7 separate regions of the Homo sapiens genome follow, and all the other regions are linked to region 1. A link is a contact called in ENCODE Hi-C or POLR2A ChIA-PET data. All regions are on one chromosome and are shown on one strand. The core of a region is the stretch at or near the end of the contact, and the rest is flanking DNA. Distances in the headings are between cores, read along the strand shown. Region 1 has its middle 110 kb from the start of GUCA2B. Region 2 holds the start of SLC2A1 (solute carrier family 2 member 1). Region 3 holds the start of ZNF691 (zinc finger protein 691). Region 4 holds the start of SCMH1-DT (SCMH1 divergent transcript). Region 5 overlaps FOXO6 (forkhead box O6). Region 6 holds the start of YBX1 (Y-box binding protein 1). Region 7 has its middle 12 kb from the start of EDN2.

Region 1 (3,446 bases), core at 427-2,926:
AGAAGGGGTTTCACCATGCTGGCCAGGCTGGTTGTGAACTCCTGGCCTCAAGTGATCCACCCACCTAGGCCTCCCGAAGTGCTGGGATTACAGGCTGAGCCACTGCGCCTGGCCTAAAGAGGTAATTTTTAAATCCAGATTTCACAAACTCTTTGTGCAAAATGGGTCCCACAGCTTCCTTCATTATAACTGCTCTTCACTGCTTGTTAGCGGCCTGTGAAAATTTGATTGAATTAATTCAAACGTTGCTAACAAAACGAGTCCTATTCACCCATGCTGTTCTGCCCGCTGTGGCCAGACCCATCACAGCCGCTCACTGACTGGCTCTTCAGGTCACTGTAGGTGGTCAAGCCCATGCCTCGCATCCCGACTGCTGTACGCCCCATTGCTAGCCCCTGTTGTCAAATTCAGGAATAGTTCTATGTATCTGTGCCACATGCTGACCCTGTCTCTGGAGGTAGCTGCCACTGCTTCTTCCCGAGTAGCAAACTCAACATCTGCTTTGCCGGTCACTCTTCCATCTGGGCCCATCTCAATGTGGACTCTCACCAGGTTGGAAGGAGAGAAGAGGTTGTAAATGTCGCTCTTGGTCGCTTTGCATGGCAGCCCCTCATGCAGAGGCAGTGGCCGGTGGTGCTATGCCCTGTGAACTCACTGTCGCCATATTTGTGGTCATACATTCCGGAGAGACAGTAGCTGAGGTTCCCCCACACCCCCCACCAAGCAGCTCCGTGGTGCAGAGGCCGCTATGCTCCTCGTGGCCCCGCATCCTGCGCCTGCCTGCTTCACGATGCCAGGGTAGCTCCCGGAAGCCCGGGCCAGTCACAGGGGTCCGGGGCAGCACGGATATGAGTCTCAGGGGGACCTGAGTCCGACCTAACTTCCTCCTGGCTGCTCTTGAACACCTCCATGTCTCTGTGCCCTGTCCTCTCCTTGGGCTTTCCGAGAGCCTCTCAGCTAACTCCTGCGAGGCCAACTCTTGGGATTTCCAACACTGAGAAGAACTGAATGATTTCTTCTTTGTGCATCCAGATGAGAGTCCTCAAAGTTCGAGCGCGAAGCCGTAGTTGGCGCTGCCCGCACTGTTGGGACCGCCGTGCTTCCTTCAACACCCAACTCACCTCGGTTCTGTGGGACTTGAACACCGCAATGCGCCAGTGTCCCATGCTTTCCCGGTCTTTTTCCAGGGCCATTTTTACGTCCTCTTCTGATCCAAGTTCAGCAAAAGCCTCACCACTCTGCCTACCCCTCTCCGGTGTAGATGGAACTCGCCTGAGCCCAATGGGGCATGGTGCAGTTGGAGAGGACGTCCTGCGCATCCTCGACAGATCAGGGCCAGGGCGGGCCATGGAGCCTGACCACAAAGCCCTCCCCTCCCTCAGGGCCCAGCAGCATGGACTCTTGATGGGGTGGGTGTCAGGTGAGTGGGGTGTGGCTTTTTTGTGGCACAGAGTCGGGCAGAACTGGTTTCTGTTGCTATCAAGCAAGCATGGCTGGCAGCCAAGGGTCCCCAAATTCCACTGAAGCGCGACCACGCAGAGGGCTCCGGGGAATGTCCAGGTGCTTCTTTTTGTTCTCAACCTGCATCAGAAGTCCACCTGGCCTGGGGCGAATGCCTTCCGTGAGGTCTGAAGGCCCCGGCCTGATATGCGCGTGTTTGGCTGGAAGCAGCGAATCCAGGCCCTGGGACCAGGTGACGGTGTTCCCACGGCCTCCTCCTGGCACTCCAGCAGCCTCCTTAGATGTTATCCGTATTACTTTTATCTATGAAAAATGGAGGCCCAGAGAGATTGTTACTGTTAGAACTGTTTATGTTATAGACAGAAAACTAAATTCCAACAACAAAGGGAATTGATTGGTTCACATAACTGAAGCGTATAGAGGTCTATCAGCTTCAGGTGTTGTTTGATCCAGTTGTTCACTGCCCAGCAGTATAACCAACGTTCTGCTTCTTTTCCCATTCTGCTTTCCTCAGTATTCCTTCACTGCCTGGCAATCTCATCTCTATCCAAGTGGTCACATTATCATGGATTTATCATCAATCTATCATTGGTAGGATCTACTACAGGCAGAGGAATCTTTTCTTTGCCAGAAGCCGTTTGCAAGTGTGTTTCAAATCCCTTTGCTCTGATTGGGTTTCATGACTGCCTTTAAACTAACTTCTGTAGCCAGGTGGATGGGATAGAAACAATGGCTTTAAGACAATCAGGCCCAACTCCTGGAGTCTGGGGTCAGGTGAACAACCTTAATACCATATAGGTTAGAATGGAGAAAAAGTGGTTTCCCAAATTTTTTGGGGGGTGGGGGTTCCAATGGTGGGAGAATAAAGAAATGGATACTGGGAAGGCTGACAGCAGGTGTCCAAGGGCAATGACTTATCCAAGGTCAAGCTGCTGGTCATGGATAAGCTGTGACTGAAATCCAGCTCTCCTCACTCAACGTTTGCAGATGGATGGTTATATAATTCCACTTAAGGTACGTGTTTCACAATAGCCATCCAAACAGAACCATGGATTTGCTTGCTTACATTCTGTTTATTCTTCAAATATGTACAAAAATATGTACAAAAACACACTTTGTCATTTAGTCACAGTGATGAAGACAATTGTCTGAGTTAATTAATTTTGAATCTCATTAAAGCATGAAGGCTTTCAGGAGAAATTCAGATTTTAGAGAATGAGAGCTATCATTTAAATAAGTGTCCGCCAGTCTTACCAGGGTCTTGGCAGTGTTCTGGAATGTATTTCAGAACAGGAATAAATTTTTTTGATAGCCTATATGAGATGCCTCCAGCCTGGATTTTCATCTCTCTGGTCAAAAGATTTGTTAATGTCCTGTATTGGGATCCTTTCTCTTACTCACGAATTATGGAGGCAGAGAAACAGAAAAGAAGGCATAGCCCTCCAGGAACTCCATGTTTGGTGGGAGAGGCAGATAACAAAGCAGGTAGGTGAAATACCATGACAGTGAGTGGGTGGGAAACTCAGGTGCCTTGAGAACACAGAGGAAGGCAGAATGTTGGGATCAGGGAAGAGCCAGGGAAGGCTTTCTCAAGTGGGCTGGATGGGAGCAGGGAGGGCTTCTACAGAGGGGACTCATGAGTATTGAGGCATGAAACCTCATAGGTTATGTGAAACCTCAAATAATTCAGAAGGGCAGAGATGTAAGGGCAAGGTAAGGAGTAGGGCGAGAAGGTGCAGATAGGCAGCCTGGAACAGAGTAATGGAGGGTCTTGGGGCTTGTATTACGGAGCTTGGTGTCTTTCCCGTAGGTGATGGAATGCCTCTAATGAGTTTTCAGTAAAGACCTGGTTTGCTTCTCAGACACATTTCGATATCAGATTCTTTGGTTGAAGATAATTCTAATTAAGTTCCTACAGGGGAGCGCATTGGAGAGATATGGGATCCTTCAGAAAACCCAATAAAAATTTGAAGAACCCAGGCTCT
Region 2 (3,446 bases), core at 330-2,829, 920 kb before region 1:
AAGCCCACCATGACTCCCTCCATCGGGAAAGGGACCCTCAAGACTTTGATCAGACCTTTGGACTGGGGGTCCTTCCCTTCACTGTGTCTCAAGTAAGGCACTGGTCTAGAGGAAATAAGGTGAAGTCAGATGATAGCAATACCACTACCAGTGCAGTGGCACATGCCTGCACTCCCAGCTACTACGGAGGCTAAGGTGGGAGGATCACTTGAGCCCAGGAGTTTGAGACCAGCATTTATTTATTTACTAACAGACTAAATAAATAAACCAACAATACCACCAACCAGTAAATGAGAACTTCCATGCTAAACACTTCATGAGCTTATCTGGAAATTGCACCTCTCCTGATAGCAATGAGATTGGTGTGGGAATTCCATTTACTCATAAGAAGACAGCCTCGGCCGGGCTCAGTGGCTCACGCCTGTAATCCCAGTACTTTGGGAGGCGAGGTGGGTGGATCACGAGGTCAAGAGTTCAAGACCAGCCTGGCCAAAATGGTGAAACCCCGTCTCTACTAAAAATAAAAATAATTAGCCAGGGGTGATAGCGGGCGCCTGTAATCCCAGCTACTCGGGAGGCTGAGGCAGAGAACTGCTTGAATCCGGGAGGCGGAGGTTACAGTGAGCCGAGATCGTGCCGCTGCACTCCAGCCTGGGCGACAGAGCGAGACTCTGTCTGAGAAAAAAAAAAATTAAAGAAAAAAACGAAAACAGCCTCACTGGCCAGGAACTCGCCCAGGATCGCGGCCGGGCCAGTATACAGTTGAGCTGGTTCAAACCCGAGGTCTATCATGTCCTTAATGTCCTATCATGTCAGTCAGTTAGCCTGCCTTTCATATTTTCCACACTTACAGGTCACCATAGACTCACCTGAACTGTGAGAAGTAGAGGAAGGCGTCCCAGAGGAGGTGATTTTAAAGCCCAGGTTTGAGATGGGTATGCATTTCCAGGCAAGAGAGCCCGGCCGGTGCAAAAGCAAGGCTTGGCTCACAAACGGGAATGTGGGGGGTGGAGACAGGGAAGGGAGAAGTCAATCCCTGGGCAAGACCTCCTGGAGTCTCTCTAACAAATAAATACTACTTTCCATGCAGTAGACGCTGTTCTAAACACTTTACAAATATTAACTCACTTGGTCTTTCTACAACCCTACGAGGTGGTACTGTTACTATCCCTAGTGCACCGAAGTCACCCAGCGGCCGAGTGAGAACTCCAGTCCAGCTTTCCACCCGCTACTCCGCGCATCCCAGCTTGCCTTACAGCCGGGTACCGGCTCCACCATTTTGCTAGAGAAGGCCGCGGAGGCTCAGAGAGGTGCGCACACTTGCCCTGAGTCACACAGCGAATGCCCTCCGCGGTCCCAACGCAGAGAGAACGAGCCGATCGGCAGCCTGAGCGAGGCAGTGGTTAGGGGGGGCCCCGGCCCCGGCCACTCCCCTCACCCCCTCCCCGCAGAGCGCCGCCCAGGACAGGCTGGGCCCCAGGCCCCGCCCCGAGGTCCTGCCCACACACCCCTGACACACCGGCGTCGCCAGCCAATGGCCGGGGTCCTATAAACGCTACGGTCCGCGCGCTCTCTGGCAAGAGGCAAGAGGTAGCAACAGCGAGCGTGCCGGTCGCTAGTCGCGGGTCCCCGAGTGAGCACGCCAGGGAGCAGGAGACCAAACGACGGGGGTCGGAGTCAGAGTCGCAGTGGGAGTCCCCGGACCGGAGCACGAGCCTGAGCGGGAGAGCGCCGCTCGCACGCCCGTCGCCACCCGCGTACCCGGCGCAGCCAGAGCCACCAGCGCAGCGCTGCCATGGAGCCCAGCAGCAAGGTGAGTCGCGCGCCCGCGGGCCCTCCCGCCAGGAACAAAGGCGCAGACTCCTGCCCGCCTTACGCCGGCCAGGGCCTCCCCCGCCGCCCCGCTGCGCTGTGCGCCCGGGGCGGGCCGCGCGCCTCTCCGAGCCTGGCTCGGTGCGGGTCCCGAGCGCAGCGCCCCGCCGGGCCGCTGGCCGCAGTGGGGATGGGCTTCGGATCTAGCGGGCCGGAGGGCGCCGCGTGCGTAGTTGGCGCCGGCACTGAGCACATGGCCTCCTTCCGGGGGCGCCGCGCCGTCCACGCGGCCCTGCTGGGGCTGGGGACACAGGGCCCGGGAGCGGCACGTCGCACACGACCTCGGCAGCAGCAGCCCAGCCTCGGCCCCTCCCGGTGCGGGGGAGGGGGCCCGAGCGCGGCGCCCATTGGCTGAGCGGGCCGAGCCCCCGGCCCGGCCCCGGCCCCGGCGCGCGGAGGAGTCAGGAGCCGCCCCCGCTCTCCGTCTGCTCCCCTAGCCCGGACGCCCCTGTAGGTGGGCGGCCTGGTGCGAGGTGTCCCACCGGCCTCCCCTACTCCTCCCGCCAGTCCCCCGCGGTGACGAGGCCGAGGCCGAGGGGAGGGCACTTTTCTCCAGGCCCGGGCTCGAACGCGGGGGTTGAGATGAACCTCCGGTCTCGGAGGCTCTCCTTTGCGAGGAGTGCAGGCCCCAAAGCTTTGGCCCAGTCTCGCGGAGATGTGTTCCGCGGAGGCAGGTTTACCCTCGGGGCCAGGCGGGGAGCGCAACCGGAGGGGCGGGGGATCTGGGGGCCAGGAAAGAGCCCCAGGCTGAAGTCTAGCGGGAAGCGCGCACGCCACGGGGTTGGGGAATGAGGGATGGGGACTCTGGGGACCAACAACTCCCTAGATAGGATTTCTTTTTTTCTGTGTAAGTGGGCTTGTCCTGCAGGGCATCTTTGTAGCGTCCGCAGAGCGATTTCTTTTCAACAAATTGTTTGTGGAGCCCCTCCTGTGTGTAGGGCATTGTTTCTTTCCACCTCCTTTCCTCCCCCTAGTCTACAATATTTTCAAGTCCCCTTTTTCTTTTGAAACGGTCCCTCTTTATCTATTATACTTTGATTTTTCCATCTCGTCAGCTGGGAGGGCACCTGGATGGCCCTTGTTTTCTTAGCTGGGACGCGGGGGTAGCACTGAATTTTGAACTGCCCTTCCTACTGGCTGTGGAGGTGTCCCGCTGAGACTGAGCGGGGTGGCGCTGGGCCGCACCCTCGGCAGGAAAAGGCCTTCCGCCCCACACCTGTTGAATCCATAAATCCAGACGACTTGGTTCACCCTTCCTGGGCCCTCGCTTGAGGTGAGACCCCGGGGAAGTTCCCGGGGAAGGCTCCCAGGATCTTAGGTGAGCCGTAAGGGTGGGATATAACTAAACAAAAGTTCAGTGAGAAGCTCTTCTAGCTAGTGGCAAGGAAGTCCAAATATCTCAGGGCTCTTGCAGGCCACTTAACTTCTGGGCCTCAGTTTTTCCATCTGAAAGAGATCACTTTTGTCACTTCCTCTAGGGAAGGAACTATCTATTCAGCATACTATGCCAGACATGGGTATTTATTTGTTGAGTGGATAAGGGAATACTACGTGGAGACAGAAAAGTGGAGGAG
Region 3 (3,446 bases), core at 277-2,776, 810 kb before region 1:
CTAGGTCAATGTAAGAGCAAAAGGATTTAGGATTATGATTACCACTCAGTTTGTGATACAGTGTACTGAAACAGACCGTGAACTCCAGAAATTGTCATACAATGCAGAAGGTTAAGTTCAGGGGACAGGGGCAGGAACTGTGCCTTAGTCACCTTTGTACCCACTCCTCAGTGTCTAACACAGCACCTGGCACATTATTAACATTTTTTTAAAGCTCGAATCAAGTGCTAAGCTGTGGACTAAGGACCATATATGAATCATCTAATTTCACTTCACATCATCCTTATTTTAGAGATGAGAAAGCTGAGGCTCAGAGAAATTAAGTATCTTGCCCAAGGGCACACAGCAAGTAAGTGGCAGAACTGGGGCCTATGCCCATCACTTCAAAGTCAGTGCTTTTAACCATTATACTATTACTGAAGGAAAAAAGGAGAGAAGACGGGAAGGAAGGAAATAAAAACAGTACCACTGAAGTTCACATGATACAGATGTATCTCCCTGATGAAATCAGGGCTGAGAAGTTTCAAGGAGGAGTAGGTATTTGACCTAAGGTTTGCAGGATGGGTAAGACTGGGACTTGCAGAGATAAAGAGGCAACTACCTACTGAGAAGACAGTGCAGCTGAAGTACAGAGGCACTTTCATATCACACTGCAGAGATCTGGGGGGAAAAGGGGTCTATTGGGCTTTGTCTTCCTGGTGGCTCAGCTGCACAGAGAGAAGCAACGGTGGAAGGGGCTGAGAAGTGGAGGAGGGGCCAGGTCTAAGAAGTTAAGAGCCAAGAAGATGGGGCTAGTGATCACAGATGATGAAGGTGAAGCGCCTAGGTTAAAGGCAAGGGGCCAAGCCATAGTGCGGTATGGAGGTCCGAAGTTACAGGTCTTTGGGGCCAAGTCAAGGGCTGCAGGGAGGAAGAGGAGAGAGGAGCTATGAAAGACCAAGAGCAAGGTGCTAACAGGGTAATTGTACAGGGAAGCTAGATAACGGGTCAGAGATACAGGAGGACCAAGGAAGTCAGAGGGTCGCAGGAGACGGTCAGGGAAGAGGAAGCAAAGGCTGCCAGAAGTGTCACAGGCCAGGGCCCAAGAGCTGAGTTGTGTGTTGCGGGGCGGGGAGAAGCCAATGGCGGAGGTCCAAGGGTACAAGAGCTGGTTTCAGAGATTGCCGGCGGGCTTGGGGCCAGAGAGGTGGGAGAGGAGGAGGGGCTGATCCTAAACGTATGGTCAGCGGCAGGAAGGCTGTATACTCAAACCCAACAGAAGGGCCGGGGAATGGGTTGGGGACAGCCACCTGGCTGCGTGGGCCGGGGGCCAGGGCGAGGGTCGCGGCGGAGGGACCACAAGGCCCCTTGGCTTCCCACTCGGTCCAGGGAGCAAAGCAGCAGCATCCAGATCCTCGGTGAGAGGGAAGTGGCCGTGTACAGAGTTTCCCGCGAAGTCGTGTCCGCCTCCCCCCGCGACCTCGGGCCCAACCCGGACCCACCTCGCTCCCGCCGCTCGATCAGGGACAGCGCCGCCTCTGTAGGCGAGGGAAGGAGCTGGAGCCGGAGCCGGAACCCAGGAAGGATCCGCCCTACTACTCCAGGATTGGTTTCTTGGGATAATTCTTTATTTCCATTGGCTACCATGACTGCCACAACGCAAGCGACCTGGCAGGACCACCAATAAGCTTTGACCGCTGGCGTGGCATGCTGGGAGTTGTAGTCCTAAGGAAGCGCGTAGACTCAGAGAAAACTTGCGAAGTTTAGGATGGAGCTGAAGAGACTGGGTTCCGTCCTACGGTGGGATTTCTTTCCGTGCTCGCGCGTTCAGCCCCAAGTCTCAGGGCCACTCGTCTGGGAAGTTGTAGAATCTGTATAGCCAACCTACACAACCTCCAAGGGGGCAAGTACTCAAATTTCCTTCTTTACTTTGAGTTGGTAATCCTTGACCGTCCTGTAGACGTCCAACGAAGCCTAGAGTCTGGCACCTCACTCAAGGTTTATAACTTAAAATCAAAGGAGGGTAGAGCTGGAAGGGAGTTTAAAGATAAAATAACCCAATCTCCTTATCGGAGAAGCTAAAAGTACCCTGTTCAAGGATCAACCTCCAGGTCTTCCAGCCCCCCTGAGCAGGGATTTTCCCGGGTTCCGCGTGCATCCCTAATTAAGCCTGACACGTGTTCGTCAATCCAGACACAACAAGATCACCAAAGTATCCAGGACTAGGTCTTTTTTTTCAGGTTTTATTTTTTAAAATAATAAAAGGCTAATGAAATACGTAAACTACAGGCTTCTCGTATCTGCACAATGTTTCAGTGCAAAGAACAAGGAGCATTGCCTTCAGAGCTAGATAAACCAAGTATAAAACTCTGGCTCTACCACCTAGCCATTTGGAGTACCAACTCCCTCCCCCATAAAATCCCTGGCAGAATTACTGTGAGGATATTATATATACATACATATATTCTCATGCATGTGTATGTGTATACATATATACATATATATGTATGTATGTTTTATATAGTTGTAAGGTTATAATACATACATATATTGAGGTTATTTCTTGATGACATTAATATTCAAATCAGTAGACTGATATGTATGTACATATATACATGTATAATACACATACATGTGTATATACATATACTAATGTATACATGTGTATATACATGCATACATGTGTGAATATGTATTATACATACATATGTATATATGTGTATACATATACACGTGCATACATGCTAAATACATATACATATATATACACCTATGTAGTACAGATATGTATATACACATACATGTATACATGTGTATATGTGTATGTATGCATATGTGTGTGTATATTATATGTATATTCATGTATGTATGTGTATATGTATGCATGTATTCTGCCTCCACAAGCTGACAATGTGAGTTAGTTTTAAGATTGGGATATTCAGGAATGCATGTTTGGAACTGAATATGGTTGAGTGAAATATGTGTGCCTTATGAACACTATTTGTTTATAAATTGATAAAATAAAATACTAGAGAGCAGACTCAGGAATAAAACTATGGCTTTAGTATGAACGGTGGCTAAACCTTGCCTTGGGGGACTCAAAGCTCTTTGGAAACCAATCTCTTACCTTCCCCACAACTCCTCATTCACAATGAAAATAACAGCATACCAAAACACAAATACCAAACTTTTATTTTAAAACTGTACAAAAGCAAACAAAAAATTCCACTGAGTCACTGTGATAGTTAATCTTATGTATCCACTTAACTGGGTCACAAGATGCCCAGCTATTTGGTCAAACATTATTCTGAGTGTTCCTGTGAGGGTGTTTCTCAATGACATTAACATTCAAATCAGTAGACTGAGTAATGCAGACTGTCCTCCCAAATGTGGGCGGGCCTTGCTGAATCAGTTGAAGGCCTGAATAGAACAAAAGAGCTAACTCTGCCCTAAGAGAATTCTTCCTG
Region 4 (3,446 bases), core at 290-2,789, 800 kb after region 1:
AAGGACCTGAGAGTGGTCCCCAACAGAGAGCTGGCAAAACAGTGTAGCTGTGGGATCCTAGTCCTACAGGGACATGAATTCTGCCAACAGCCCGAAGGAGCCTGGGGCAGACCTTTCCCTCGTGGAGGTGCTAGACATCTTGATTTCAGCCTATGACACCACGAGCAGAAAACCCAGCCACACCATGCCAGTTTTCCGACCTACACAACTGTGAGTAAATCAATGGGTGTTGCTTTAAGCTGCAAAATTTGTGCCAATTTGTTATGCAGGAATAGAAAACTAATATGAGCACTTACAACACTGTGCTCTCATTAGCTATTGACATAATAGTTTCCCCAAATATGGGCTCCTTAGATTTAGGCTCTAATTATCCTTGTAACCTCAGGGCTCTTCATGAGACAGGTACTCCCCAAAACGCCATGGAATGAAAGTTTAAATTAGACAACAGGGATGCAGATCAGAACCTGGATAGATTCTGACCATTTCCATTTCTCAAGAATGGGCAGACGGATACTGACACCAATACCAGGATACAAGGAGGCGGCCCCCCTTCAGTCCAAAGCTCTAAGACCTATTCTAGAGGCAAGGCAAGTAATCCAGGCTCAGCTGCCCCATCTGCTGCTCCAGCCTTGCTTAAGTGGACTTCCCTCCAAGGAACATTGTTCACAGAAGGATCATTAACAAGACATTCCTGTGTGACCTGAGGATTGCCATGTTCTAAATGATGCCCACACCCACTCCACATCCAGCTCAGCAGAGGTCTCGGGATTTATATTGCACTGTATTTTCAAGCAGCCAAAACAGAAGTCAAGACGTCAGTTTCCTAAGCTGCTAAAATGATGTGGTGGTTAAACCAATTGTGTGCCAGGCGCAGTGGCTCACGCCTGTAGTCCCAGCGCTTTGGGAGGCTGACGCAGGAGGATCACTTGAGCCCAGTAATTTGAGGTTACAGTGAGCTATGATGGCGCCACTGCACTCCGACCTTGGGGACAAAGTGAGGCTCCATCTCTAACAAAACAAAAATAGAATTGTGTAGCCAACATGGCTGGTGGGCCTGGAAGAATGAGCCTGTGCATTGTACCTGGCCCATCACGGGCTCAGTGCGTACTCGTTGAAGGGATCACCACAGGGAGGACCGAGGACGCTGACACTCCCTAGGGCATCCAAGCACCAACTCATCTCTCACCTACCCTCCGGGTGCAGTGCTATCGTGTTGGAGAAGAGGCCCCTGGGTGGCTGTGCGAAGTAACTCGCCCAAGGTCACCACACGGCCAGCCACTAGCCCGGCGGGAGTCGCCCGAGGCGAGGCCCACGTCAGCCGGTCTTGGGGGCCCGACCGGTGGCTCCTCCACCAGCCCCACGCGGCCTCAGAGCGGGCTACTGGCGTCCTCGAGATTCGAACCCGAGTCCTCGGCCTCGTCCCCGCCCTCGCGCCCTCTCAGGCCTCAGTTTTCCCATCTACAGGACGCAGACCGGAGAGCTGGTCCGGGCGCCAACTGGGCCCCCGGACCCGGGTCGGCAGGCCGGCGGGGTACGGCCGGGCCGGGTTCCCGCGCGCCCTCCCTCCTCCAGCGCGCCGCCCCGCCCCCCGCGCGAGCCCAACGGCCGAGGCGCGCGCCACCTCGCAGCGGGAGGCGCGGGGGAGGGGCCGGGGGAGCCCCCGCCCCGCCCCCCGCCTCAGCCGCCACCGCCAGCTCGGTGGAGCCCCCCGCCGCCCGCCCGCCGCTCTCCCGAGCCGCCCGCCCGCCCCCTTCCCGCGTCTCCGCTCCCTCCCTGCGCAGCGGAAACATGGCGGCGGGAAGAGAGTGAGCCGCCCCGCGCCCCCGCCGCGCCCTCAGGTAAGCGCCTCGCGGCCGCCTCCGCCCGCCTAAGAGCTCGTGCCCTGAGGGGCCGCCTGGGGCCAGAAGGCGGTGGCGGGACCTGCGCAGCCGCTGCGCCTGCTCCCCCGGGCCGGGGTCAGCCTGTCCGTCTGTCTGGCCGGCCTGCCAGTCTGTGGTCCGCGCGGGGCTGGGCCCTTTCTCGGCCGTGTCAGCCCGGCCCCGAGCCCGGAGGCCGGCTCTGCATCTGCGGTCGGGCGGGCGGGGCCCACGGTCCGGTCGCGGCCCTGACGCCGCCAGGACTGCCCGGGGGCCCCGGCACGGGAAACCCAAGGCCGGGGGCCCTTTGGAGGGTCGGCGTGGGGGCGGTCCGTATAGGTCGCCGTGTCTGGCCGGCGGGGCCGGGTGGGCCGGGGCAGGCTGGCTGGGGGCCGAGGGCCGGGCGGCGGCGCGACCCCGTCTGCGCGGGTCAGTCGGTCCCCTCCGGCGCCAGAGGTGGGAATGCCTGTGATTCTGGCTGGCCGGGTCCCGGTTCGGGGAAGGCAGAGACAGAGGTCGACGGGGCGGCGTGGCCCCCACCGAGAGCTGGGGCGCCTAGGGCCCGGAGCTGTCAGCAGCGTCCTGGGGGCTGGGCCCCGGCTGGCCGACTCACGTGTGCCGCCTGCCCCAGTGCCCCGCCGGAAACGGGCAGGGAGAGCGGCCCCGCACCGAAGTGAGCCACAGCGGCCCTGGGGGCCAGACACGTGGGCACAGTTGTGTGCCAGCCCGAGAGCATCGAAAGTGGTATCCAGCCGATGGGTGAACCCCGGAATATCTCCTGACTGGAAGAGAATTTAAAAGTCATCTAGGGGCGCTTTCTCCCATCCCATGCCAAAGTGACTTTGAAAATCCCCAAATCCCCCCGATAATTTGACGAGCCCGTTTGGAACCTCTTCCAGTGATCCGAAGCGAATCTCTTTAAAGGAAACCCATTCTGTTCCTGGACACATTTGGTTATAAGTTGAAAGAAACAGCTGGCTCCCATCCTTCCTAGTTCTTTTCCCTTATGGGAAGCTGTTAAGATATCTGAAGATAGTAATCATGTCCCCTGAGTCTTCACTTCCACTTTCTTCAGTTGTCTCTCATCTGCTGTGGTTCTCTAAACTGTCCTCTGGATGAGCTTTAGTTTCCCCCATCCCCTTAAAGGAGAGTTTCTTAAAAGTGATCCTGGAGACAAAACGTAGTAAGTTTCTCTAAGAAACAGCCCCAAGGATTGACCTGCTTAAATCAAAAGTACTCTAGATTCCCTTCCTCATTTCTGTACTGTATTTTGAACTTAAAAAAAAAAAAAAAAGAAAACATTTAGTAGTGTTTGTTCAAACAAACTAAAAGACATCTTATTTTGTGGAAATTTGGGGGTTTCCTTCCTTTTAAAAAATGTCTATAAACACTTTATCAAATGTTGCTAACTAATGTACATCAAAATGTTTTGTTGAAGTGTAATGTGCCAGGCAAATAGAATAGCTCTTTTTTTTTTTTTAAACTCTGAAAAGGATTGAGACCTAGTTTAGTGCCAAACTGCAATTTTAATATTTGGTTGCAGAGGGAAATGCTTTATTACATTGAACTCTTTGCTCTAGTTCTAACTGC
Region 5 (3,446 bases), core at 947-3,446, 660 kb after region 1:
CCAGCCCAGACACCTTCTGGGCTCTGACCCCACTATGCAAGTGGACACCTCAGGGCCACTATGTTGCCCAGTGCCAGAGAATGTCATTTCACGCAGTGTGTATGCTCCTGAACATCCCTCCCTCTGCTCCAAATCCCAAAGATTCTCATGAACTATAGCTCAAATGAGCACATCAATTTCCCTAGGGCTCCTCCTGCTTTGGTGTGCCCCATCTCAAGGAATGGCCCTGTCTCCCCAGATACCCAAACAAAAACCAAGCATCAATTGATGCTTCCCTGTCCTTCATCCCCCAGGTCCAATCCACAACCAAGTCCCCAATGACTCCATATCCAAAGTAGATGTGAATTCATCCTTTCCCTTGCAGCCCCACTGTCCTCCCCCATAACTTGGTTTGAGCCACATCAGCACCTCTGGCTGGGCCACACTGTCCCTCTTCCACTGTTGAACCCTCTGGCCCATTAGCCTCCCTGCCATCAGTAATCTGTCCCTCTCTGAACTTTAGCCACACTCAACTGCTTTTGGTTCTGGAATCCACACACCTCTTGACTCTGGGCCTTTGAACATGCCATTTCATCTAAATCCCCTTCCCAATGCCAGTTCCTCCTACCAAGCTTAGCTGAGGCAGCACCAGTCCAGGCACCTTCCCTGACTCAAGTCCAAGATGAGTGCTGCCCCATCATTCATTCCCACGACAGCCCCCAGCTCCTCCTCCGATCAGCACAGCTTTGATCTATAATCGCCTATTTGCTGGCCTGTTCTCCCCAGGAGCCTCTAAGTTCCTTAAGAGTAGAGACTGTGTCCGTGTGGCTCTAGGGCAGCCCCAATGCTTGGTATAAGAACTTAACAGGTGCTCACCGAATCTTCCTGGAATGAACGAGTGCAGGACCTGCGCTGAACACTTTCCATACCTTTCCTCATGCCTGACAGAAGTTCATGAGATGGATGCTACTATTCCATGGTGTAGTCCAGGAAGACAAGGCTTCAGAGGCTGAAAATTTGCCCGAGGTCACACAGCTGGCAAACTGTAGAAAATGGATTCCAACAGCAGTCTGTGCACCTCAAAGGGATCTCTTTTCACCATCTCTACCCTCCTTCCCAAGTCATTTTCTCTCTCTGACCTTGTTTTCTCATCTGTACAATGGGAACAAAAATCGTGCCCAACACAGAGCCTGGCACTAAAGGTTCTCAGTAAATATTTGTGCATCCTCTCCCAATCTCTGAGGCTTATTTAGGACGCATTTTCCTGGGCCAAAACTTCGTGCATGCACATGTTCACAGAAACAGGTGCAGAGCTCGACGAAGCACATCTTCAGCACGGGGGACTCAGTAGGCGCTTAACCAATATGTGCCGGGCAGAGGAGCATTAGTTTAGCAAAGGCTGACGAGTACCCAGACAAAAAGCCACAATAGTGACTCAGGCACATGAACCCTCCCCCTGCCCCAAGTTCCCTGTCAATTATCCTCCGCCACCACTCCCCTTCCTCTAGCCCAAGGCGCGGGAAATATTTAAAACAATTTTATTCATGAAAATATGCTGTACAATGCACTCTACACAGCCTCGACACGGCACACACGCACACGCACACTCTGACGGCACGGCCACGGTACACTGCCTACGATACGCGCCGGGGACGCCGCGCCCACCGCCCGTCCCGGCCGGACACTTATAAATATGGGAGAAGGGCCAGAACTGGCGCGGAGAAAGGGGCGTCGGGGTTGGGGGTGGACGGGGCTGAGGCCCGCTGCAGAAGCTGAGACCAGTACTAGGGGGTGGGGGCGGTTGAAGAGAGGGACTGACTCCGACGGGGGAGGGGAGAAGCGAGGGCCGGCAGGGATGGGAGGGGGAGACTGAACTGTGGGGGTGGCGGTCGTCGGAGGGCGATTTGGGGGTGGAGGGCTGCTCAGGGTGGATGGATATAGGTAGGTGTGAGTTTTCCGCAGAGGGTTGCTGGCTTCGGGTGGGTGAGACTAAGACCAGTGGGAAAGTGTGTCAAGTGGGAATCAGATCCGTGTTTGGGGTGGGCGCGGGGTCACGGCTAGGCCTCCGCAAATGAAACTGAAGATTTGTAAACGCTCCCTGGCCCATCTCCTAGTTGGCTTCCCCGACCACCGTCCACACCAGGCGGCCCACCCCGCTCCTCCCTACTCCCAGCCAGCCTGGAATTCAGCCTCCTCTCCCAGGCTTCCTGCCCAGGAGAAGGGGGTGGATCTCAGGAGTGTGGGCAGGAGCAGTGGGGTGCCCCGGCCCCTCCCTCCCCTTCCCCGGCGGCCGGCCTCCGAGAGGGGTCCCTAGCTGGGCTGGGGCCGCCTCCTGGGGAGCTAGAGTCGGGGGCAGGGACCCGGGAATCAGGATGGGAAGACAGAGGCCCCCTGGGGACGGGACGGGGCGCCCGGAGGCGGGAGGCGGCCCTCAGCCCGGCACCCAGCTCTGGTTGGGGGGCGGGGCCCCGGCCAGGCCCGGCGGCGGCGGAGGCAGGGCCGAATCGAAGTTGAAGTCCATTTCGTCGCTGTCCATGAAGTCGTTGAGGATGATGGACTCCACGTCGCACTCGAGGCTCCCGCTGAACATGTCGAGGTCCAGGTCGGCCGGGAAGCGGTCGGGCGCGGCGCCCAGCGGCCCGGCGGCGGCGGCAGCGTAGGGCCCCGGCAGAGCGTCCAGCAGGAGGCCGCCGGGCGGGCCCCCGAAGGCGGCGGCGTGGCCCGGCGGTGCCAGGCCCGCGGCGCCCGCCTCGCCGGGCAGCGTCATAAGGCTGATGGGGTGGGCTAAGGCACTGCGCGAGGGCGCGGGCGGCGCGTACGGGGCCGCCCCTTTGCCGGGGTAGGCGGCGGCTGCGCCCGCCAGCGCCAGCTCCCCCGGCGCACCCAGCACCGGGCCGGGCCTGGGCGCGGGCCCGCGGCCCGTACGCGTCCTGCGCGCCGTCCAGCAGGCCCTCGGGCAGCCCCGCGCCGCCGCCGCCGTGCAGGCCCAGCGGGCCTCCCAGCTCGGCCAGGCGGGGCAGCTCACCCGGACAGCGCGAGCCCAGCGCCGGCGACAGCGCGCTGGCGGGGCTTGGGTACATGAGCGGCGATGATGGCGCCAGGGCCTCCAGGGCCTCGTCGTCCTCCAGCTCGGCCGCCTCCCCGAGCAGGGGTCTCCCGCCGCCGCGGAAGTCGGCCCAAGCCTCGTAGTCGTCGCTGGCGTGCGAGGCGGGGCTGGCGGCCCACTTGGCTGCGGCAGGCACCGGCCCCGGGGCGGGCGCACTCGGGGAGCTGTCGTCCGGGCTTCGCTCGGGCGCCTGCAGCTGCTTCTTCTTGCTCGCCTTGCCCTTGATGCGCAGGAACTTGGCCCCGTTGTCCATGGACACGGCCCTGCGCCGCGGGGTCTTCCCTGTCTTTCCGCCCTCGGGGTTCAGCATCCACCACGAACTCTTGCCGGTGCCCTCGTTCTGCACGCGGATGAAACGGGT
Region 6 (3,446 bases), core at 595-3,094, 640 kb before region 1:
ACCACCACTCCTACAAACAACCCGAAGGGTAAGTCCTAAAGACGTGTCTGCAGCTTTGCCTTCAAACAGGAAGAAAAATGTCAAGTTACCAGTGACTATGGCCACTCTAATAAGCTACAGCCAGGGATCTAACAGAAATCGACTTAACCAGTTATGATTCTAGGACAAGGAAGAATGAAAAATAAGAACGGAAGAAGGAAAAAAAACCACTTTCTTGTAAATATATTATTTACTGGATGAGCAAATAAAAACAGTTCTCTCTGGTCAAAGCTGTGCTAAGACAAAATTTATCTCAGGTATTAAAATGAAACGTGAAACAAAGGCAATACAACCTCTCGGTAAAGATGACAAAACCTCATATAGTCAAATCCTCTTACCCTAAAACGTTAACAATGTATAAATATCCGATGTCAGTGGATCACATTCTCAAATACCGAGTTCAATAAAGTAGAAAAAGATGACAAGGATAAAAATGTACTGGACCGTAGTTTCCCGTTTACCCTGTTAAGGAATGGCTCATTCACTCCGCTTGCCTTTTGAATTGCTTTGTACTGTGACGAAGCCTTTTAAGTTAGCTTCAAATTAATATTTAGCTGCAAAACAAAGGCATTCTCTAGATCCACTAATCCCTAATCAAGGAAAACAACAACAACAAAAAATCATACTAATACACCAGAGGTAGTAAACGCCTTTCAGAACAGAGCTGTGGATTGGGGCTTCCCAAGCCCCGAGAAGCCGACAGAGCAGGAAGCAAGCAAGAAGGTGGGATGGAGGCTTCAGAGCCCGGCAGCTCACCTGTTGATGAAACCATATCCGTTCCTTACATTGAACCATTTTACTGTTCCCAAAACCTTCGTTGCTGGAAAAGAAAACAAAGCAAAACAAGCCACGATTACCAGCTATCCTTTTCCAAATCCGCCCGGCTTGGGCATCCGGTCCCTCGCACGCCGGCCGCCGCGGCCACCTGACAGCCCTTTCTCTCCACCGCCCGGGTGCGGGGCCACGCAGTCGCCGCCGCCGCCGCACACGTGGGTGAGTCTGAAGCGCGGGGCGCTCCAGGGCAGGCCCGGGGCGCGGGCCCCAGGATGGGTGTGTGCGCAGGCCGCGGACGGAGAGCACGTGAGGGAAGGGGAAGCCGCTCCGGCCTGCGTAGGCGGTGCGCCGCGCCCTCCGAGCACACGCGGAAGGGAGCTGGGTGGGGGTGACGCGAACAACGGCGTGCGGGCCCGAGCGCACGAGGCCGGTCGGCGGGGAGGGGACCCCGTCGCACACGCGGTCGGCGGCGCGCGGCCGCAGGGGGAGGGGCGCGCGGCCGCGCGGGGTCCACAGGGGGCGCGGGAGGCAGTGCGCGCGCGCCTGCCGGGCGGGTCCCCGCGAGAGGGAGTGAGGGGGGGACGGGGGGGATGGGCGGCCGCGCGCCGCGGAGTCGGTGCCCACCGGCCGCGCGCCCGCCGGCTCGCCCAGCTCCGGCTAACGGTTCCGCTGCTGGGCTGCCCGAGGGCCCCACCCCCGTCCCTGTCCGGTCCTCACCGATGACCTTCTTGTCCCCGCCGGCAGGCGCCGCCGATGTGAGGCCGCCCGGGCCACCGCTCCCTGCGCCGCTGCCCGTAGTGCCGGGCTTGGTGTCGGCGGCGCTGAGGGCGGGGGCGGCGGGGGGGGCGGCGGGCGGCTGCTGGGTCTCGGCCTCGCTGCTCATGGTTGCGGTGATGGTGACTGGGGCCGGCTGCGGCAGCTGCGGCTCCTCCCGGGGTGTGATGGTAACTAGGCCGGCGGCGGCGGTGGGGCTGCTCAGGGCTCTCTGGGGTCCGCTCTCCGCTCCCGCTACCGATCGAACTAGCGAGAATGGCGGGACAGGCGGGATAAGCCCTACGAGCGACCCGCCCTAGGCGTTGTTCACTGGCCAGTGGTACTGTCAATCTGCCCACCTGACCCCAATCCCTAGCTTCTATTGGCTAATATTTTATCAGTCCTCCATTCTCATTGGACCTTTGGCGGCTAATTCAGTCGACCTACAACCGTTCCTGCCTCCGCCGGCCGCCATAGAGACCGGAACTAGAATTAGAGTAGTCGGCCACGAAAACCATAGAGTACCCGAGAGGACGGGCAGAAGGAACGTGACTTCCACGAGGCAGCCGCCGGGCTGGCGGGCCCCACGTTCAGGGTTGTGTCTCGGCTGAAAAAAAGGCACGCCCGAACGCTGGGCAGGGATTACCCGGCCGGACCCGGGATTGGAAGGGGGCTCGAAGACGCCTTAGCCCCCCGTGAAGAAAAGGCTTCCCTCCCTCCCAGCTCCAAATACGGTCCCTGTGATCTGAGAACATTACGGCGGGCATAGAGTCGTCTTTTCTTTAATGGCCGTGTAGTCGCGGCACAGCCGAGGGTTTCTGGAATTGCCTTAAACGTATGCGTTTGAAGAGCGTACCCTTTTGTCGGAGCAGTCACCTTGGAGGGACCACGCAGGCTATGGCAGCCCGGGTTCAGCATGTTTAGGGCGAGGGTGTGCTCCATGGGGACCTGCCTTCTGATCCGTTTTACCAGGCATATATTTAAAAAAATGTGTCTTCCTTTCCAAGTATTCACATCTTTTTCTACTGACCACAAATCAGATTTAATTCAACTCACATTTATTGAACAAGCTAGCCTGTTTTGTTTTTTCACTTTATTCCTGCAACAGCCACGTGATAGAGGGATTACTATCCACGTTTCACAAACGATAAAATTGAGGCTGCCACCTGATGTTACTGAAGTCCTCCACCCACCTTCTTTCGTTCTTTTTTAAGCGTCTACTATCGGCTGGGGATGGAATAGTTCGCGAGTCAGTTTCTGCCTTCTGATGGAGGCAGAAATTTAAACAGCCAACACGGTAAATACTCCAGAGCTGCAAAACCACGAAGTATTTTGGGAGTGGAAGCAGGGAGAAGGTGGAGGGCTGACTTTCCGCGCACAGGGTACAGGCGAGAAGAGGTGAGATCTCGGGAAATGCAGTCAAGTAGTTCAGTAAGACTCGAATGTGACATTGGGTTGCAGAGGTGGGCAGTCACTTAGGTATATTTAATTGGAAATATATCCTGAGGGGAAGAGTGAGAAGAGCAATTTTAGAGTCATAAGTAGGGAGGGGCATCTTTTTAAAAATGGCTGCGGAGTGGAGAATGGGTTGCAGAGGGGCAAGGAATGGAAGTAGAGAAAGCAGTTAGGAGGCTAATGCAGTATTCCTTACCCCTACCAATGCCGTCTAGGCCTGTGAGTTCCACCTCCTAAAGGCGTTCTTGAGTCAGTCCTAAACCCTCTAAATGTCAATTCAGAGTCTTTTCATTCCTACTGTCACTACTGTAGGCCATCATCACCAATTGCTTAGAGCAAGGGGTAGGAACCTTTTTCTGTGAGAGCCAAATAGTTAATAATATAAGCTTGGCCGACCATATGGTTCTGACTTACTACTCAGGTTT
Region 7 (3,446 bases), core at 514-3,013, 540 kb after region 1:
CAGGGGGCCAGCTGAGGCTGGGTGGAGACCAGGTCAGGGTACCAAGAGAGGACAGACATGAAGGTATGAACAAGGCCATGAAAGATAGGACCTGGTGTAAAGACAGGTCATCCTCTTTAGAGGACATCCATGTCCCCCATATAGAACATGTGGCCTAAGAGGGACAGAAGCCAGAGAGTTCCAGAATACACTGAGTCCCAGGGGCTGGCAAGGACCCCAGTGAGGACCTGCTCAATTGCGGAGTCCCTGAGGCCAAGGGTGACAAAGGTGGCTTCCTGCAAAGGGCCCCCAGGCCAGCTGGGACCCCCATGCTCCAGCCCTGTTTGCTGGGCAGAACTGTGGGCTGCTATGCCCTGGTGTTAGGGATCTTGCAGATGAGGGGGAAGGAAGACAGCATTAAAAAATTCCATCCAATCGCTTGAGCCCAAGAGTTAGAGGCTGCGTGATTCATGATAGCACCACTGCACTTCAGCAGCCTGGGTGACAGAGCGAGACCCAGTCTCTAAAAAAAAAAAAAAAAAAAAAAAAAAATCCCATTCCGAGGAACCTCCCGTCCTAAGCTCAGACTTGGCCATTTAGTCGCTGCCCCCCACCAGGGATGGGGAAGCTAAAATGGAATTCCTCCTGTGAAGATAGAGCAGTCACAGGAGTACCCAAAAGGCAAGTGGTGCCCAAGGCCACACAGGGCAGGAGGGACCCCGACTCCAGCAGCTTCCGCACCCTCTCAGAGCAGCCCGCAGTGGAGCCTCAAGACTCCCCACTCCCTCTGCCAGGGCTGACGGTCGGCAGCGTCCAGCAGCTGTGGGAGCCACCCCGCCATTCCCCAGGAGAAGGGTCTTCACCCATCCAGGAGAAGGGGTGCCCAGTCAAACTGCCCTGGGGCTCTAACTGCCCTGCCAGTCCTCCCGTGGCTGGGGGCAGATGACGTCACCCCCTCTGCACCTGCATTTCCACAGCAGCAATGCCCAGCACTCAGCGTTACCGGTCAGATCCAGACATAGCCTGGCACCCGCAAAAGGCCCTCTGCGTGGCCATCTGGAGTTTGCCAAGACTTCTCAAGGTGGTTACACTCCTTTCCAAAGCACTTTTGGGCTGGAGACCTCGTTACACAGCCCAGGACTCTGGGGAAGAGCAAGACTGCCAGGGTCATCCCATTTCCCACTGGACAGGCCCAGGCCCAGAGAGGGGAGTGGCTTCAGGGAAACACCCCGCAAGCTGGAGGCAGGACTTGGGGGACCCAGCCCCCGCTTCCTTCCCACACCAGCCTCCATGTGGAGAAGGGGTGACGGGCCCCACACGGCCTCCCCAGGGCAGCGTCAGGTCTTGCTGTGGCCGCTCGAGGTCTCCGTGCCTCCCACCAGTCTTTCTGGGGCAGCTCCCCCCCTCCTCCTGGGCAGCCCTCCCCGCAGTTGCTGATTCTTTGCGAGCCACCCAGGGGCTTGGGCGGCCAGGACCACTCAGACCAGACCCCCCCGGCCCGAGGCTTAGGGAGGGTGCCGGAGCTCCCCGGGGACTGCTGGAGTCCGGGCTGGGCTTTCAGGGCCCCCGCAGGGGTCCGGGCCCCAGGGGAAGGCGAGGCGCGGGTGGCCCTGCGGTTCGGAGGTGGGGTTGGGGGCGCACGTGGCCGTACTGCCCGTGCGGTCGTGTCAGGCCCCGCCGCGCCCCGGTCCCAGCACGTTCGTCCGCCGCGCAGGGAACAAAGCGTCCTGCGCATTCCTGCGCGCTGACTCATGGCCGGCACGTAGCGCGCCGCCGCCCCTGCTTTGCCCAAAATTGGTCGGGAGGCGAGGGCGGGCCGAGCGCCGCCGCCTGCAGGTCCGCCGCGGCTGCTCGCGCTCGGGCCCCCAGCCCGAGGATTTCCCAAACACGTCGGAGAGGGAGAGGCAGCTGCAGGAACCGCCCGGCCGTGGGGCCCGTGGCGGGGGGCGAATCCCTGCCGGGGGGCCCCTCTTCTCTTTCAGCCTCATTTTCTCCATCTGCCGAGGGGGCATTTGCCAGGCACGGCTGTAAGGACTTGGTATGAGTTATCTCACCTAAGTCGCACACCTACCCCGAGGAAGGTGCTATTAGCATCACCATTTTAGATGTGGAAACTGAGGCACAAGGCGGTTCCAGGCAGGGAATGAGACATGGACACTGACTTGCTTGAGGTGAGGTGCTAGTCAGCTGCAGAGCAAGGATTTGAACCCGGGCTGTAAGGTTTCAGAATCTACATGTGTCCCCTCAAGTGAGCTGCGCAGCCTGTGGCCCGCAGGGTTCCAGGCTCCCTGCCCTTTGGTGGTTGAGACTGGTCCGTGGGGCTCCGGGATGCGTCCCTTTCTAAGCCTCCATTCTCTTACCCATCAAGTAGGTGCCGGCAGAAGGGGGCCCCCCAGGGGTTGTTGGGAAAATCACAAGTGAGGATCCAAGTATTACTGTCTGGTGGAAGGAAGAGGGAAAGGGTTTAACAAACCTGCGTCCCCAGCACCCTCCGGTGATACGGGCAACACCAAAGTATAGAGAAGGGCGAGCTAAGCCCCGCCGGGCAGGGCCATACTGGGATGGGCCTCCTTAGGGCAGCCAGGCGACTTCCGAGCTGTGAGCTGCCTGTCCCCCACAGGGTAAGCACTTGTCAGAGCTGGAAAATGAGGTAGTGGGAGGGGCCCTGCCCAGGATGTCTCTGCCAGCCTTTCCCCTTTCGCCCTTGCAGCCTGGTTTCAGAGACCGTGGAGTTCTTTGGAGCTGTGGGGTGCTGGGCTCATCAGAGGTCCTCTGACCCTGAGTTTGCAGGAATGAGGCAGCCAGCAGATGGCCTTGTTCTCAGATGCCAAGACAGACTGGGCTGTGGCGTCACCCACCTGGGGCCCTTCTGAGAGTCCAAAGGAACCCACCCCACGCCCACTGGCTGGAGACCACCTGGCCTAGGCCTCAACAGAACAGATGCAAGGCCACTGCCCCCACCCTCACCTTTTCCTCTGACTCCACTTTGAACTCAGGAAAAGGTCAGGTCCTCCGCTTGGTATTCAAGATCCTTGTGGTCTGGCCTCAACCTCCTCTCTTACCACGGAATCCCTCAGGCTGTTCACTCCCTATCCTGGGGTACTTCATGCCCTTTCAGGCCTACCGGCCTTTGCCTGGGCCATCCCTCTACCAGGAATGCGCGCTCCACCTCCACAGCCTCGCTCAAAGTCTCTTTGGCTAGAATGCCCTCCCGAGTCTCCAGGCAGAGGCATCCCTCATTCCTCCGGGGTTCTGCAGGTCCATATTTGTCCCTCCCTTTTGGCCAACAAAGAGCCAAGCACGGAAAGGCCCTACACACTCCCAGCTCCCTCTCCCAGGCAAATAGTGATGCCTTTGGGGTACCTTTCCCCAAATCCCAGCTGGGCCAGAGATCCACAGCCCCAGCCCTGGGCCTGACACAGAGTGGGCTTGGCATGTTTGCTGCATGATGGCAGAAAGCATAGCCG

The links. Hi-C counts contacts between places; a loop is a spot of excess contacts on that map. ChIA-PET counts read pairs that join two places held with the same protein, here RNA polymerase II (POLR2A). Pooled maps may share reads with other maps.
Region 2: a loop to region 1 is called in a map of naive thymus-derived CD4-positive, alpha-beta T cell, with 4 times the contacts of the local background. The contact joins the promoter of SLC2A1 here to the enhancer-like site in region 1. A Hi-C loop is called at or near these places in 1 of 168 maps with a recorded cell type or tissue (naive thymus-derived CD4-positive, alpha-beta T cell), 1 of 37 single-sample maps with no recorded cell type and 8 of 50 pooled maps.
Region 3: a map of B cell shows a loop between it and region 1 (13-fold over the local background). The contact joins the promoter of ZNF691 here to the enhancer-like site in region 1. A Hi-C loop is called at or near these places in 3 of 168 maps with a recorded cell type or tissue (B cell, CD8-positive, alpha-beta T cell and naive thymus-derived CD4-positive, alpha-beta T cell), 1 of 37 single-sample maps with no recorded cell type and 8 of 50 pooled maps.
Region 4: a pooled map shows a loop between it and region 1 (5-fold over the local background). The contact joins the promoter of SCMH1-DT here to the enhancer-like site in region 1. A Hi-C loop is called at or near these places in 1 of 37 single-sample maps with no recorded cell type and 7 of 50 pooled maps. POLR2A ChIA-PET finds 5 or more read pairs at or near these places in 1 of 52 experiments (activated B cell).
Region 5: a loop to region 1 is called in a pooled map, with 2.6 times the contacts of the local background. The contact joins two enhancer-like sites. A Hi-C loop is called at or near these places in 1 of 50 pooled maps. POLR2A ChIA-PET finds 5 or more read pairs at or near these places in 2 of 52 experiments (PC-9 and activated naive CD4-positive, alpha-beta T cell).
Region 6: a map of B cell shows a loop between it and region 1 (37-fold over the local background). The contact joins the promoter of YBX1 here to the enhancer-like site in region 1. A Hi-C loop is called at or near these places in 6 of 168 maps with a recorded cell type or tissue (B cell, CD4-positive, alpha-beta T cell, CD8-positive, alpha-beta T cell and 3 more), 1 of 37 single-sample maps with no recorded cell type and 13 of 50 pooled maps.
Region 7: a pooled map shows a loop between it and region 1 (3-fold over the local background). The contact joins two enhancer-like sites. A Hi-C loop is called at or near these places in 8 of 50 pooled maps.

What each region holds. Positions count from the first base shown.
Region 1 is chr1:42,038,546-42,041,991 of GRCh38, reverse strand. It overlaps the pseudogene HNRNPFP1. Among named protein-coding and RNA genes, the nearest start is that of GUCA2B, 110 kb to the left of the region's middle. Within about 2 kb of position 1,676, at least 2 of the 41 ENCODE cell types and tissues checked have a DNase peak (open chromatin) inside an H3K27ac peak, as active enhancers do.
Region 2 is chr1:42,957,001-42,960,446 of GRCh38, reverse strand. It overlaps SLC2A1 (solute carrier family 2 member 1), which reads left to right and starts at 1,579. Exons shown (of 10, transcript NM_006516.4): 1 at 1,579-1,813. The coding sequence starts at 1,796. It overlaps SLC2A1-DT (SLC2A1 divergent transcript), which reads right to left and starts at 1,398. Exons shown (of 4, transcript NR_033967.1): 1 at 870-1,398. RefSeq lists silencers at 1,223-1,406, 1,279-1,688, 1,819-2,458.
Region 3 is chr1:42,844,693-42,848,138 of GRCh38, reverse strand. It overlaps ZNF691 (zinc finger protein 691), which reads right to left and starts at 1,526. Exons shown (of 4, transcript NM_001242739.2): 1 at 1,482-1,526. It overlaps ZNF691-DT (ZNF691 divergent transcript), which reads left to right and starts at 1,725. Exons shown (of 5, transcript NR_186083.1): 1 at 1,725-1,882. It overlaps ERMAP (erythroblast membrane associated protein (Scianna blood group)), which reads right to left. Exons shown (of 12, transcript NM_001017922.2): 12 at 3,148-3,446. RefSeq lists enhancers at 1,490-1,559, 1,720-1,989.
Region 4 is chr1:41,240,451-41,243,896 of GRCh38, reverse strand. SCMH1-DT (SCMH1 divergent transcript) reads right to left here and starts at 1,539. Exons shown (of 3, transcript NR_186015.1): 1 at 1,191-1,539. It overlaps SCMH1 (Scm polycomb group protein homolog 1), which reads left to right and starts at 1,591. Exons shown (of 16, transcript NM_001394311.1): 1 at 1,591-1,838. RefSeq lists silencers at 1,281-1,680, 1,721-2,270, 2,371-2,530 and an enhancer at 2,851-3,030.
Region 5 is chr1:41,381,646-41,385,091 of GRCh38, reverse strand. FOXO6 (forkhead box O6) reads right to left here. Exons shown (of 3, transcript NM_001291281.3): 2 at 2,884-3,446; 3 at 1,502-2,882. The coding sequence ends at 2,411. Among named protein-coding and RNA genes, the nearest start is that of FOXO6-AS1, 7.7 kb to the right of the region's middle. RefSeq lists a silencer at 2,806-2,855. Within about 2 kb of position 2,196, at least 26 of the 41 ENCODE cell types and tissues checked have a DNase peak (open chromatin) inside an H3K27ac peak, as active enhancers do.
Region 6 is chr1:42,680,816-42,684,261 of GRCh38, reverse strand. YBX1 (Y-box binding protein 1) reads right to left here and starts at 1,844. Exons shown (of 8, transcript NM_004559.5): 1 at 1,531-1,844; 2 at 796-859. The coding sequence starts at 1,696. It also overlaps a transcript of PPIH not described here. RefSeq lists silencers at 939-1,088, 1,199-1,308, 1,499-1,698 and an enhancer at 2,139-2,188.
Region 7 is chr1:41,494,673-41,498,118 of GRCh38, reverse strand. No RefSeq gene overlaps it. Among named protein-coding and RNA genes, the nearest start is that of EDN2, 12 kb to the right of the region's middle. RefSeq lists silencers at 1,513-1,562, 1,703-1,892 and an enhancer at 1,416-1,964. Within about 2 kb of position 1,763, at least 28 of the 41 ENCODE cell types and tissues checked have a DNase peak (open chromatin) inside an H3K27ac peak, as active enhancers do.